Linked DNA regions of Homo sapiens: region 1 is linked to region 2. The links are chromatin contacts, found by Hi-C or POLR2A ChIA-PET in ENCODE. All regions are on one chromosome and are shown on one strand. Each heading gives the region's core, a stretch centred on a gene start or an enhancer-like site at or near the end of the contact. The rest is flanking DNA. Distances are from core to core; before and after follow the strand shown. Region 1 overlaps ASB8 (ankyrin repeat and SOCS box containing 8). Region 2 holds the start of ENDOU (endonuclease, poly(U) specific).

Region 1 (5,759 bases), core at 2,526-5,025, 420 kb after region 2:
AGTGTTTTAGCTGTTTTTTTCATTAGGTTTCCTTTTATTCTGTACCTTGCAGCCATGACCAGTTCTGGCCAGGAGCTGGAGGAGCAGGCAGTGGGTGGGAGCTCCTTTTAGGTAGAATTTAACATGACTTCTGCCCCAGCTTTATCTGTCACACAAGGCTGGGCACCTCTAGTGCTACTGCTAGATATCACTTACTCAGTTAGAATTTTCCTAAAAATAAGCTTTATTTATTTCTTTGTGATAACAAAGAGTCTTGGTTCCTCTACTACTTTTACTACAGTGACAAATTGTAACTACACTAATAAATGCCAACTGGTCACTGTGCTTTTGCTTCTCCTGTTATCATCTTCCTAAGTGGAATGTAATACTGTCAGCCCCATGTATCAGACACTTGTCTGATGAAGCAGTAAAGACGTTAAGGGTATCACAGGGGGTGGAGGAAGGGATTATCTCTAGTACACTACTTGCTGGCTGTCTGAAAAATTGTCACTGCCAAACTCTAAAAACAGTTCTAAATAGTGACTGAGAAGGTTTGTTGCTGGAGTCAGGGAATAAGGCAGCCAAATACTCTTTGCACAGTTCTTTAGTGGGAAGAGAAATTAACAATAAATATCAAGCACTGTGGTAGGCATTTCATCATTGAATCCTCATAGTAGCTTTTGGAGGGCAATGGTGACAGCCTGACTTCAGAAAGGAGGACACTGGAGCTCAAGGTGATTGATTACATAATGTCTCCTTCAATATTATTCAAGTAGAACTCAAACTCAGTTCTGACTTCAAACCTCATCCTCATTCCCCATTCCTGCTTCCTTATCATGCCATATCAAATCCCCAGAGCCATAAGGCCTATGAAAACAAAGTGAAAGGGAAGGTTCAGGCATTCATTCAGAACATTTTAAATGCTAATTGCCATTGATTTATAGGTTCTCTGTCTCTTTCCTGTCTTTAATCTTAGAGCTGTTTCCTCAAGAAAATGAAGAGGGAAGGATGGCTCAGGGAAAGTTAATCAGAGGGAAAATGTCACTCTGTAAAGAGTAAAAAATTTAGGATGATGATACGATCTGGGAAAAAAAGGCATAGTGAAGACCACTTAAAAACAAACAAAAAAAACCTATGAAGGTGCATGCTATTTCCCCAGAGCTAAAAAGATAAGTGAAATTGTGTTTGAACTCTTAAGTGGAGGTGAAGCAGAATTTATTAGCCACCAACCACATAAGTGATTATGAAGTAACTGAGAAACAGGTAACATTTTTTCCCACATGGACAAAACTTTCTCTTTCTAGAATATTAAGTATCTATGATGAGAAATGAAGTAGCATCTCAAGCAGTTTATAAATCTACCAGAATATTAGAATCACCTGGGACCTTTGAACGTACTCATGCCCAGGTCTACTTTATTCATTTATTTTTTTGTAGAGATGGGGACTTCAACTCCTGGTCTCAAATGATCCTCCCACCTCGGCCTCCTAAAGTGTGAGGATTACAGGCGTGAGCCACTGTGGCCAGCCCTACTAGGTCTGCTTTGGACCAATTAAATCAATCTCTGGGGGTGGAGCCTGGGCTTTAGTATTTTTAAAAATTTTCCTAGGTGGTTCTAATTAATAACTAGGATTGAGAACCACTGACTAACACAGTGGAATCTCATTCCTGGCTATATTTGAAGCACTGAAGCCCCCAGTCCTACCCCAGAAAATTCCAAAGAATTGGTATGAGGTGAAATCTTGGCACCAGTGTTTTTAAAAAGCTTCCTTAGTGATTTTATGTGCAGCTGGAGTTGAGAACATAAAAGCAGTAATTCCAAATTTGGGGTGGGAGAAGGTATAAAGGAAGGGGAAGCTCTTCAGATACTCTGCCCAAGCCCTCCTGTTCACTCCAGCAATGCCCAGAATCACTGCTGCTAATGGGAGAAAGGTTGGGATGGAAAGTTACATAGAACAGCCAGGCAGTAAACGAAGAACTTTTTCTAAGGGGGGTTGGAGAAAAGTAGGAAAAGTAGAAATTGCCAAACTTGCTTTTAGAACTATTTATTCTTTTTTTTTAAGTGATGTTTTTTAAACACCAGCATCAATAGGACAGAAGAAGACATCTGTTTTCCAATTAGCTGTGTCAGTAGATTCCATTCATTGTTTGTAGTTCCCAATCAGCTTTAAAAAAAAAAGTTTTTCAAATTTGCATACAAGTCATCTAAAATCAATAACAACTTGATCTAATTTAGAAAAATGAAAGAGTATCGTTCACTAAAGCAGATCTCTTTTGGGTAGATGGACCATCACAAAAGGAGCTCTTACATGCTTTTCCCACTCCCATCCCAAGTCCACCCTCCCACCAATTGTATTGTATAAATCAATAAAAAGCAAAGGTTCCAGAACAACTGAAAGAAAAATAATTCCAAACTAAGCAGAGTGAACTTTCCATTGGGAATGAAGACCCATGGGAAAAGGCAGCCCAGCCCATAACTCCTCCCTGCTGGAACACACACCGTAGGTGTAGGAACTGCCTGGGAATCCCATTAGAACACACTGTTTCTCAGGAAGAGAAAAAGCTGCATTACAAGAAAAGTTCTCAGGACTTTAGGAGTTCTTAGGACTGTTATTTCAGAGCTATTTATTACTGTTATTACAGAGCTCTTGTTATTTCAGAGCTACTGTAGCCCTTGGGCACAACCAACAGAAAGAGGCAAAGACTGCTGTTTCCTTTGATGAGGGGAAAGAGGTCCAGTCCCTTCCAAATGCCCCAGGACATGGCACAGTAGGGATGTCATCCAGCCCAGTTCTGGATCTGCACCATTTGAGGTTATAGTATCTTCATCTTTGGGACACAATTGCTGTTAGCTGAAATTGTGATTTTCTTAAGTTTTTTCACAGATCAATTAAAATGGTTTTTTTTTTTTTTTTTTTTTTTTGAGACAGTTTTGCTCTTGTTGTCCAGGCTGGAGTGCAATGGCGCGATCTTGGCTCACTGCAACCTCTGCCTCACAGGTTCAAGCGATTCTTCTGTCTCAGCCTCCTGAGTAGCTGGGATTACAGGCGCATGCCACCATGCCCAGCTAATTTTTGTATTTTTAGTAGAGACGGGGTTTCATCATATTGGTCAGGCTGGGCTCGAACTCCTGACCTCAGGTGATCCACCTGCCTCAGCCTCCCAAAGTCCTGGGATTACAGACGTGAGCCACCATGGCTGGCCTAAAATGCTTTCTAGAAGGGATTCTTCTGGACCGTTAACCACGTCCCCAAAGGAAAACCACACACACATTATTTAAGTACTTTCCATCTTCCTAGAGAAATTTAGTTACACTGTTGACTCCTTCCCTAAAGGGGAGGATTGAGGGAGACCTCTTCTTTTGCAAAATGCAATATAAAAAGCCAGGTAAGCAATAAACAGAAAACAAAAGTGAGGGATTTTTTTTGTTGGGTTGTTTGGTTTGGGAAGGGGAGGTGCTATGGAGGTTATTGTTGTGACATGTTGCTTCGAAATCTATAAACCACACAACAGGAACAACTGTTTTTCTGTTTTCTGTGACAAGGAGTACTGCAGGGACAACCTCACCCAGAGCTGCCTGCACGATGGTGCAAACATCTTCTCCGGCTATTCTAAAAGTAACAGGTATTCCTTCAAAGAAGCTGGCAGTGGAAGGCCCTTCACTGCATCGGGGAGATACTGGAGTCCCAGGCTACGGCGCACGGCATAGCGAGCGAGTGTTTTTAGAGTTCCTGGAGCTGAGCACAGAACAGTCAGTTTTTCACATAGCTGCGGGTCTCTGGCCACCTCTCGTGGCATGGTGCCATTTTTCCTCAATTCAAAGTGTCCAACAGCTCTGTGGAGGAGCTCAAAGCAAGAGTCCTCTTTCTCTGTTCCAAGTCCCCTGACTAGCAGAGCCACCAGGCGGGAGATGGGTGTCTGGCCTATTAGGTTGATGACTCTGACCTCTGCGCCATAATCCAGAAGGATGCTGACACTCTCAAGATTTCCCTTCATGGCAGCCCAGCTGAGCGGTGTATCATTGTTGTAATCCAGGGCATTGACAGAGGCCCCGCTCTCTAGGAGAGCCCGCACACACTCAGCATTGTTCTTAAAGGCTGCCCAGTGAAGTGGGGTATCTCTGTTGCCATCCAAAGCATTGGGGTTTGCACCATACTCCAATAGGACCTCCACACAAGCCTCATCTTTCTCTGCTGCATAGTGGAGGGCTGTTCGGTTATACCCATCCAGGGCATTCACCTGTAAAAAGGGAGGAACTATTACAGTAGACAGACTACTGAGAGGAAGACAGGACAGCAGCAAAGAAGCTTGCATGGTTACCCACTACCTTTGCTATGCAGTGCTCTGAACAGGAGGGTCAGCAAGCAACTCCCAGGGAGTCCTGGTGATAAAGATGAAGATATGACAGGAGCTTAGGAGCAAAAAGGAAAAGAACTGTCCTCAAACAGTCAACACTATTATGTGCACTGACTAGCTGGTCTGCATTATTTTGGTTTTTGCTGCAATGTTCTTTTATCTATTCATTAGAATCTCTACCACAGAGTAAGGGGTAAGGCAGGAATAGAGGAAGTCTAAGTCCCCGTAACTGCTCTGAAACATTACTGGAAAGCTGCTTGACTATACAGAGTTTTGGATTATTTTACTTACCCTGACCCTTTCTGTACCCTGTGGCTAATGTAGCAACCAAACTGAAAAACATAGCTTTTGCTAAGTTCTTTAACCATACAGAGAAATTCAAAATGTTAGAATATAAGTCAGACCTTTGCAAAAATATGCTGTGGGTTCACAAGAGAACCCAAATGAAAGCATGTGATAGGAAGAGCACAAATCTCCCAGTGCTGGAAAAGCAGCTGGCTTGCTGACAGTCAGCATCACCTGTAGTTTTTTTCTTCAAATTTCCAAATAGCATATACCCTCATTAATGAAAGACAAAAACAAAAAAAAACCCTGAAACATTTAAGTAAATTCAACCTTTTATTTGGCTAAAACCTATCTTAAGTACCACTTCTTAAGTACTTTAAGTACTTTTAAGGGTACTTTAGATTTAATCAGAGTTGAGGGATCTCTGCATTTATATCTCCTGGATAGACAATAAGCAATGAGAAGATTAAACGGAAATATAAACAGCCCCTACAAGGTAAGCTTCCTGAAGTGATGGCCAGTGACAGCTTAAGTTAAGGAGAAGAAAGAAAGGCAGAGTATCAGCACCATACAATGGGGGCAAGCAGGGTGGGGACAGAAAGGTAAAAGAATGAAATCCTTAGATCATTTTATATATTTACCATTACATTTTCCTTAATATTGGCTATGCCAACATTACCTTGAGTTAGAAGTTCAGACTGGAGGAGGGAAGAGATGGAGGAGTGATGGGGAGAAATTCTAAGAAAACATGAAGCTCAAGTTTTAGTGAGTCATTAATGTGAATGTGTTAAAAACATTACCTCGGCTCCTTTTTCCAGAAGTAACTCCACACAGTCAGCATCTGACACCATACAGGCACAGTGCAAGGGCTTCAGTGTGCCATGAGTGCAGTTCACATCTGCTCCCTGTGGGCAGAAGACAACTTCAGTCAGTGTGTTCAGCTCTGGCTTGCCCAGCAGGACAGAATTCAGAACTGAGTCCAGGGGACAGAGAGTTCTAACTCTCACTATTTTATAGATACAGTGCTAGTTCCTGTTTCCTTTTCTATTAATATTATGTCAATGTCCAAACCAAAGGAGTACACTGAAGATGAAGGAAAGGAACTGTTAATTCCTTAGATCAAGTTACTAAGTTTCTCC
Region 2 (5,750 bases), core at 2,498-4,997:
TTTTGAAGGAACAGTGGAAACCCACTATCCACTCTGGGCTTTAAGGGTGATAACAGAGTCTTTGTTCGATTTGAGGTTCCTGAGGTTTGGATTTCACGAACGCTGGGTTCAGAGGTCATACTGTGGGTTACAGAGAATGTCAAGATCAGAGTCAGAGTTACCATCAGCATCAGAATTTGTATCAGTGAGGAAACTGAAACCTAATTTGGACCAGGGTTGGGGTTAGTTAGGTTAAGAACTACAGTTAGGATTTGGGCTTGAGTTAAATTAGTTGATAAATTAACAATTTTGTATTGATATTTGGGTAAGGAATAGGAATAGACTTAAGATGACATTCGGGGTTGAGGAATGTGTCAGGATGAGAAAAAGATGAATAATCCCTGTTTTGTTTGGGGGCTTGGTTCTGGTTATGATTCAATACAGGTGTAGTATCTTAATTTAAGCCTGGAGTGGGTTAGAGCTTAAATATTAGAGGTTGGGTTTGGTTACCAGTCCCTAGTATTGGATTCTGGGATTAAGGTTGATACTTTGTCTAATGAGGGACAGCATAGCAGAGAGGTCAAGAACCTAGACTCTGGCGCCAAACTGCTTGAGGCTGGAATTCTGGTTCTACTGCTTTCTAGCTATGTGATCTTGGGCAAGTTATTTGAACTTCTGTGCGTTGGTTTTCGTATCTGTAAAAGTGGGATGATAATGGAGCCTATCTCATAGAATATTTGTAAGAATTAAATGAGTTAATATATGTAAAGCACTTAGGACAGCAAGTGACACATAGTAGTACCATAGAAGTATTTGTTAGGTGAATAAACGGTGGCAATATTTCATGCCCATCTTCCAAGTGACAAGTGTTCAGACTGGCTGGAGCAGTCTTCCCTGTGTTGTGGCCCCGTCGACACACTTAATCTAGCTGACACTCTCCCAGGGTTTCAACAGGGCCATCCCTTGGGCTGGGTTGTCAGCACATCTGTGTTGCTGGTTTCCTGGCTGACTTCATCACTACAGGTCTGTATTCTTTACATCAGAGAGGCATTGGGTCAAGGTTAACCCGGGTCCTCAGACAACTTCACATTGTCAGGCCTCCAAGGTGGGCAGGAAGGCAGGTTTCCAGTCCCTAAAAGAGACCAGGCCCAAGGCCACTTGTTCCTTCAAGCCGGCAGGAACTCCTCTTGAATGTTAAATGATGCTCCCTTGGAGCCTGAATGCAAAGACCTTAAGGAGAAATTTTCAGCCCATCAGCTCCCTGCTCAGTCAGCCTGGCAGTACACCCAGAATCCAAAGGGAGAGAATTCAGGCAAATCAGGGCAATGTTTTTAATGGGCCAAATCAGCAGAGTCCAGGGAAAGAATTCACTTCATTCCAGCAGCTGGCACCAGTTGAGAAGGGTTGCAAGCGAGCAGTCAGCTGGACGTGCAGGAGAGCACCCCCGCCGGCCCAAGCTGAGTGGGCTTTTTCATCTCTGCTCAAGAACTTTGTCTCCAGCAAGAGCCCCATGCCAGCACTTTCTCACATTTCTCTGTGCACTTAGTCTGCTTCAAGGTGACCTTGGGATTTGACAGTGGAGTGCAGGGGTGGGAGGAACTTTTCCTCATAGGCACTTTGCTGTGACATTCTGGGGACACTCTGATGAGTAACTAGTCACCCTAACAACTCACTCCAGCATCCCCACACTGCACCATTAACACCAACACTCTGAGTAAGCCTTGCTCCCCAAGCCAGGTGCCTGAATCACTGCTGTAGTAACCTGTGCCTCTTGTTCCTCTGCCTCACCTCTCTGACTCTCTGCCTTTCTTCATCTGAGCCTTTCCTCTCTCGGGTTCAGATTCTCCCTCCATTCCCCCAAGAAATGCTCAATTTCTCTGCACTTTCTAAGACTTCAATATGCCAGAACAGCCACTCCCTATCCATACTGGCCATCAAGGAAGCTTGGTCCCAAGCCTGGGTGGACACAGTGTCCCTGTACACTGGTGCTCAGCCCCTCTGATGACTGGGACATCCTACACATCTGTACCGTTAGAAGGCCCCAGATGCTGTTTCCATGGAGACCTAGTCAACCAAGAAGCCTCACCCCTTGGACTAGCTTCCTGCCTCCATTCACAACCAAAAAAATCAACCAAGGTTCTCCACAGACATCCAGCTCATAAAGGAGGACCTGAGGCTGTCAGTGATTCCCCATGTGATTCATATTCTTGCCTCTCAGTTCTGAGATGTTGGGATAGTATCAACAAGTGCAGAGCCTCTTCCCTGCCACCTTAGGAAGCCTCATACACTTGACCTCACTTCCCCATCGATCCCACAGCCAAAGCAGATACTGCCCTCCGACCTAGCAGCAAGAGCTCCACCTGCACTTCTAAAGCCACTGCTACCTCTGCCCCCCAGGGACCAAATATCCAGAGTTGCTCTCCTTCCCTAAGGCTGGAATATGCCAAGCCCGCTGGCCACCCCTACACATTAAGCCCCCAAGTTCCACCTTCCTCCCAACCAACAGGGCTGAGGCTGGTGGCTCCCAGGCCCACCCTCATGCTCTCCCACTGCCTCTCCACCCACTAGGGCCCAGGCAGAGCTGGTTTCTGGTAAGATGCACTATCTCATCCATGGTTGGGAGGCACAACTTCCTCTTCCAGGGGTTTTCCACTTAGAAATCCCATAAGGGTCTCCTTTCCACAACCCAGTTGGAAATGACCCCAAGCGGAAGTTTCTCCCAAGAAAATTTATAGTCATAATCATAGCGAATTTCCAGTTCACTGAGATCTCACTTTGCACCAGGTGCTTCTCATACATTATTTCATTTAATCCTTTCCACAGTCCTACACAGGAGCAACCCAGTGGAAGGATTCTTTCTCCTGTGGGCAGAGGAGGATTCTCCCCACACTCCTCAGCTCAGCCCCTCCCTTGGCACTCCTTCCCACCCACCCACTAGCTACCAATTAACCCATCAGCACCAGCATTTTGCACAGTTACTAAACAGGAACATGGTCCTGTTCCTCTGCCAGTCCCATCCCCTGGACCTCTCATAACTGTGGGCCAGGTCCCTTCTGTATTCTTCAATTCTCCTAACACTGCAACAGAGATCCATTCCTCTGACCCCTGTACAGCCCCAGATAGGACGAGGCCCACCTCCTGGTCAAAGGTCCTTTCAGTTTCCTCCTAAGCCTGCCCACCTCCTAAGGCTCTACCCAAAGTAACATCACACCCTAAACAACCTCACCTGTCACCAGGCAGTGGAAGGAGTGACCAAGGGCAGCCAGGCCACTCAGACCCCATGGACACCAGCCCTAGCTTTATTCCTTACAGTGGCCCCAGACAACAAAATCTTGGGGAGATCAAAAGTCAGGCTGGACTAAGGGATATTTGGGGCTGATCCTCCAAGGTGTCAAGAAGGGAATTCCATGAAATCAGACCATCAGCCCTGCAACTCTCTCCACATAGTCCAGTCCATTCCGGGACCAACGCCTGCACCCTCAGACAAGGACAACCCAAAAGTGCTCTGCGGCTTTAGGACAGAGCTCACCCTCCCTTGTCCCACGGCCCTGCCCTCTACCAAGTTCTCCAACTCTCTGCTTCTTTAGGCAAGATCCCGCCCCACCAGCAATCCCATGCCCGCCAGATAGTGACTTACCAGCCCAGGCCAGGCCACACAGCACGGCCAATACCAGGGAGATGCAGGCCCTCATGGTGCCCAGTTGGAGGCCAAAAAGGGAGTGGCTGTTGGACTTTCACTAGAGTCAGATGAATGTCACAGCTCTCAGACGAGCCTTATTCCTCAAGCTGATCCTTTTAAAGACACCAGGACTTGTGGAGCTGGTGTCTCCAGATCCTTTCAGGAAGAAAAAGGGGAGGGAGGGACCCTAGATGGATAGGAGGTGGGGCCCTACAGCTGTTTGAAGCCTGAGGGAAGGTGACTAAGAAGGTAGGTAATGCCAGATGTTGAGAACAGGTAATGCTAGCTGTTTGCAGCTTAAAAAATAGGTCATGCAGGCAGGCACACCAAGATGGGTCCAGTTTGGAGGGTTCTTTGTCCAAATTAGGGACACCCATGGGCTGATCTTTGGGTGATCCCCACCAAACAGACACCTACTTCCAAGTCTCAGACCTGACTTTCCAAGGGGCCACAGGTTGGATTCATCTTCAAATTCCTGGAGCTTAGCATGACACTGGCACACAGTAAGGTGATTGGTCCAAATTTGACAAACAGTAAGTGCCCAAGCAAGGGTTGGGGTCATTGGACAGAGAGATAGAGGATGTGTCGGTCAGAACCAGTGCTATTCTTATGACCACCAAGCCCAGCATAGCTAAATCAGCCACATGTCGAGCGCATGGCTAAATCACTCTAAAATATTATGCAAATGACTCTTACTGAGTCAGCCTCTGGGGTTTAAACGTTTCAGATTCCTTATGAGGCAGGGGAGGGGCAAGAGGCCTCTTAAAGGCAGCCGAAGGCCCACTCTTCTTCCCCTGGGAGCCCAGGGTTTCACTCCCTTCACCCCAACTTACACTCCTCTCCTCAGGAACTCCTCCCCAGTGAGGTTCTTTTGTTTCCAAGTCCAAAAGAAGGGGAGCAGCTCCCCGTGACTGTCCAGTTTTCCCCGATAATAAAGGTAAAATCTGCCAAGTATGATGCCCTTGCCAGAAAGAGCACTGCATGGGGATTCTCAACCCTCTCAGGAAAGAAAACTATCATATAAAAAGGCAAAATTGGTGAACAGTGGAGGCCACTCTATCAGTGATTTTTTTCTGGAGGTTGGGAGTGGAGCACGTCTTCATCCAGTGTGCTTTAACAGGAGAAGTTTCTTCCTCTCGCTGGTCTTCAGCTTTCTCATCTGAAATGATGGGGTTGGATCTGACAATCCCTTCCAGGTTCTCAGACTTTAATCTCGAGTTTTCCTGCCCATGCGCCAGGTTGAACAGTTGCTGGTGGGTTAAAGAGAATCCCCCAGCCTGTTGCTGTGTAGAGAGGAGTCCAAACATAGGGACTCAGGGGTAGAGAGAAGGACAAGCCTAGGGCAAGCAAACTTTGCAAGGGGCTCACACAGGAAGTGCAATGTATGTATATATTTTGAGATGGAATCTCTCTCTCTGTCGCCCAGGCTGGAGTGCAGCAGTGTGATCTCGGCTCACTGCAACCTCCATCTCCCCAGCTCAAGCAATTCTCATGCCTCAGCCTCCCGAGTAGCTGGGATTATAGGCATGCACCACCACACCTGGCTAATTTTTGTATTTTTAGTAGAGACCATGTTGGCCAACCTGATCTCAAACTCTTGACCTCAGGTGATCTGCCCACCTTGGCCTCCCAAAGTGCTGGGATTACAGGTGTGAGCCACTGCATCCAGCCCGGAAGCACAACTAAAGAGTGAGCCTAGCCCTTCTCTCCCAGAAGGGAGCTGGTTAGAATGAGTAAGAGCAGAAATGGCTGCTTCATTTGCATAGATTTCATTTACACAATCCAAAAGCAGGCTGAAGAGTCACTGCCCCTCAGAATCCTCATCCTCCCTGGGTTGGCACCACATAAACGTGTCTCTGACTCCTGTTGTTTAGGGGACAAAGGAGGGTGTCACTGGCTGGCCTGGGAAGCAATGATGCCTCAGAATTTGGGAATGAATGGTCTGTCCCTTCCAAGTGTCCAGCTGGGTGGACCCTAGCTGAAGCCAAAGCTGTCAGAGTGGAGTACAGCCTGGCTAGGTTCTCCTAGTGTCCAGCTGAACTGGCCATGGGATGGTGTTTTGAGGGCAGGAGCTCTCCCCCCATTAATGGAA

Evidence for each region. A loop is a pair of places that touch in the nucleus more often than their neighbours do. ChIA-PET counts read pairs that join two places held with the same protein, here RNA polymerase II (POLR2A). Pooled maps may share reads with other maps.
Region 1: a loop to region 2 is called in a map of IMR-90, with 2.7 times the contacts of the local background. The contact joins the enhancer-like site here to the promoter of ENDOU in region 2. A Hi-C loop is called at or near these places in 3 of 168 maps with a recorded cell type or tissue (IMR-90, endothelial cell of umbilical vein and thyroid gland) and 6 of 50 pooled maps. POLR2A ChIA-PET finds 5 or more read pairs at or near these places in 3 of 52 experiments (CD4-positive, alpha-beta T cell, H1 and activated T-cell).

Annotation. Positions count from the first base shown.
Region 1 is chr12:48,145,781-48,151,539 of GRCh38, forward strand. It overlaps ASB8 (ankyrin repeat and SOCS box containing 8), which reads right to left. Exons shown (of 4, transcript NM_024095.5): 3 at 5,421-5,525; 4 at 2,009-4,218. The coding sequence ends at 3,586. PFKM (phosphofructokinase, muscle) reads left to right here. Exons shown (of 23, transcript NM_000289.6): 23 at 1-624. Among named protein-coding and RNA genes, the nearest start is that of ASB8, 8.9 kb to the right of the region's middle. Within about 2 kb of position 3,776, at least 2 of the 41 ENCODE cell types and tissues checked have a DNase peak (open chromatin) inside an H3K27ac peak, as active enhancers do.
Region 2 is chr12:47,721,743-47,727,492 of GRCh38, forward strand. It overlaps ENDOU (endonuclease, poly(U) specific), which reads right to left and starts at 3,748. Exons shown (of 10, transcript NM_001172439.2): 1 at 3,617-3,748. The coding sequence starts at 3,671. All of the region lies in intron 3 of RPAP3-DT (RPAP3 divergent transcript), which reads left to right. RefSeq lists silencers at 4,263-4,382, 5,348-5,407.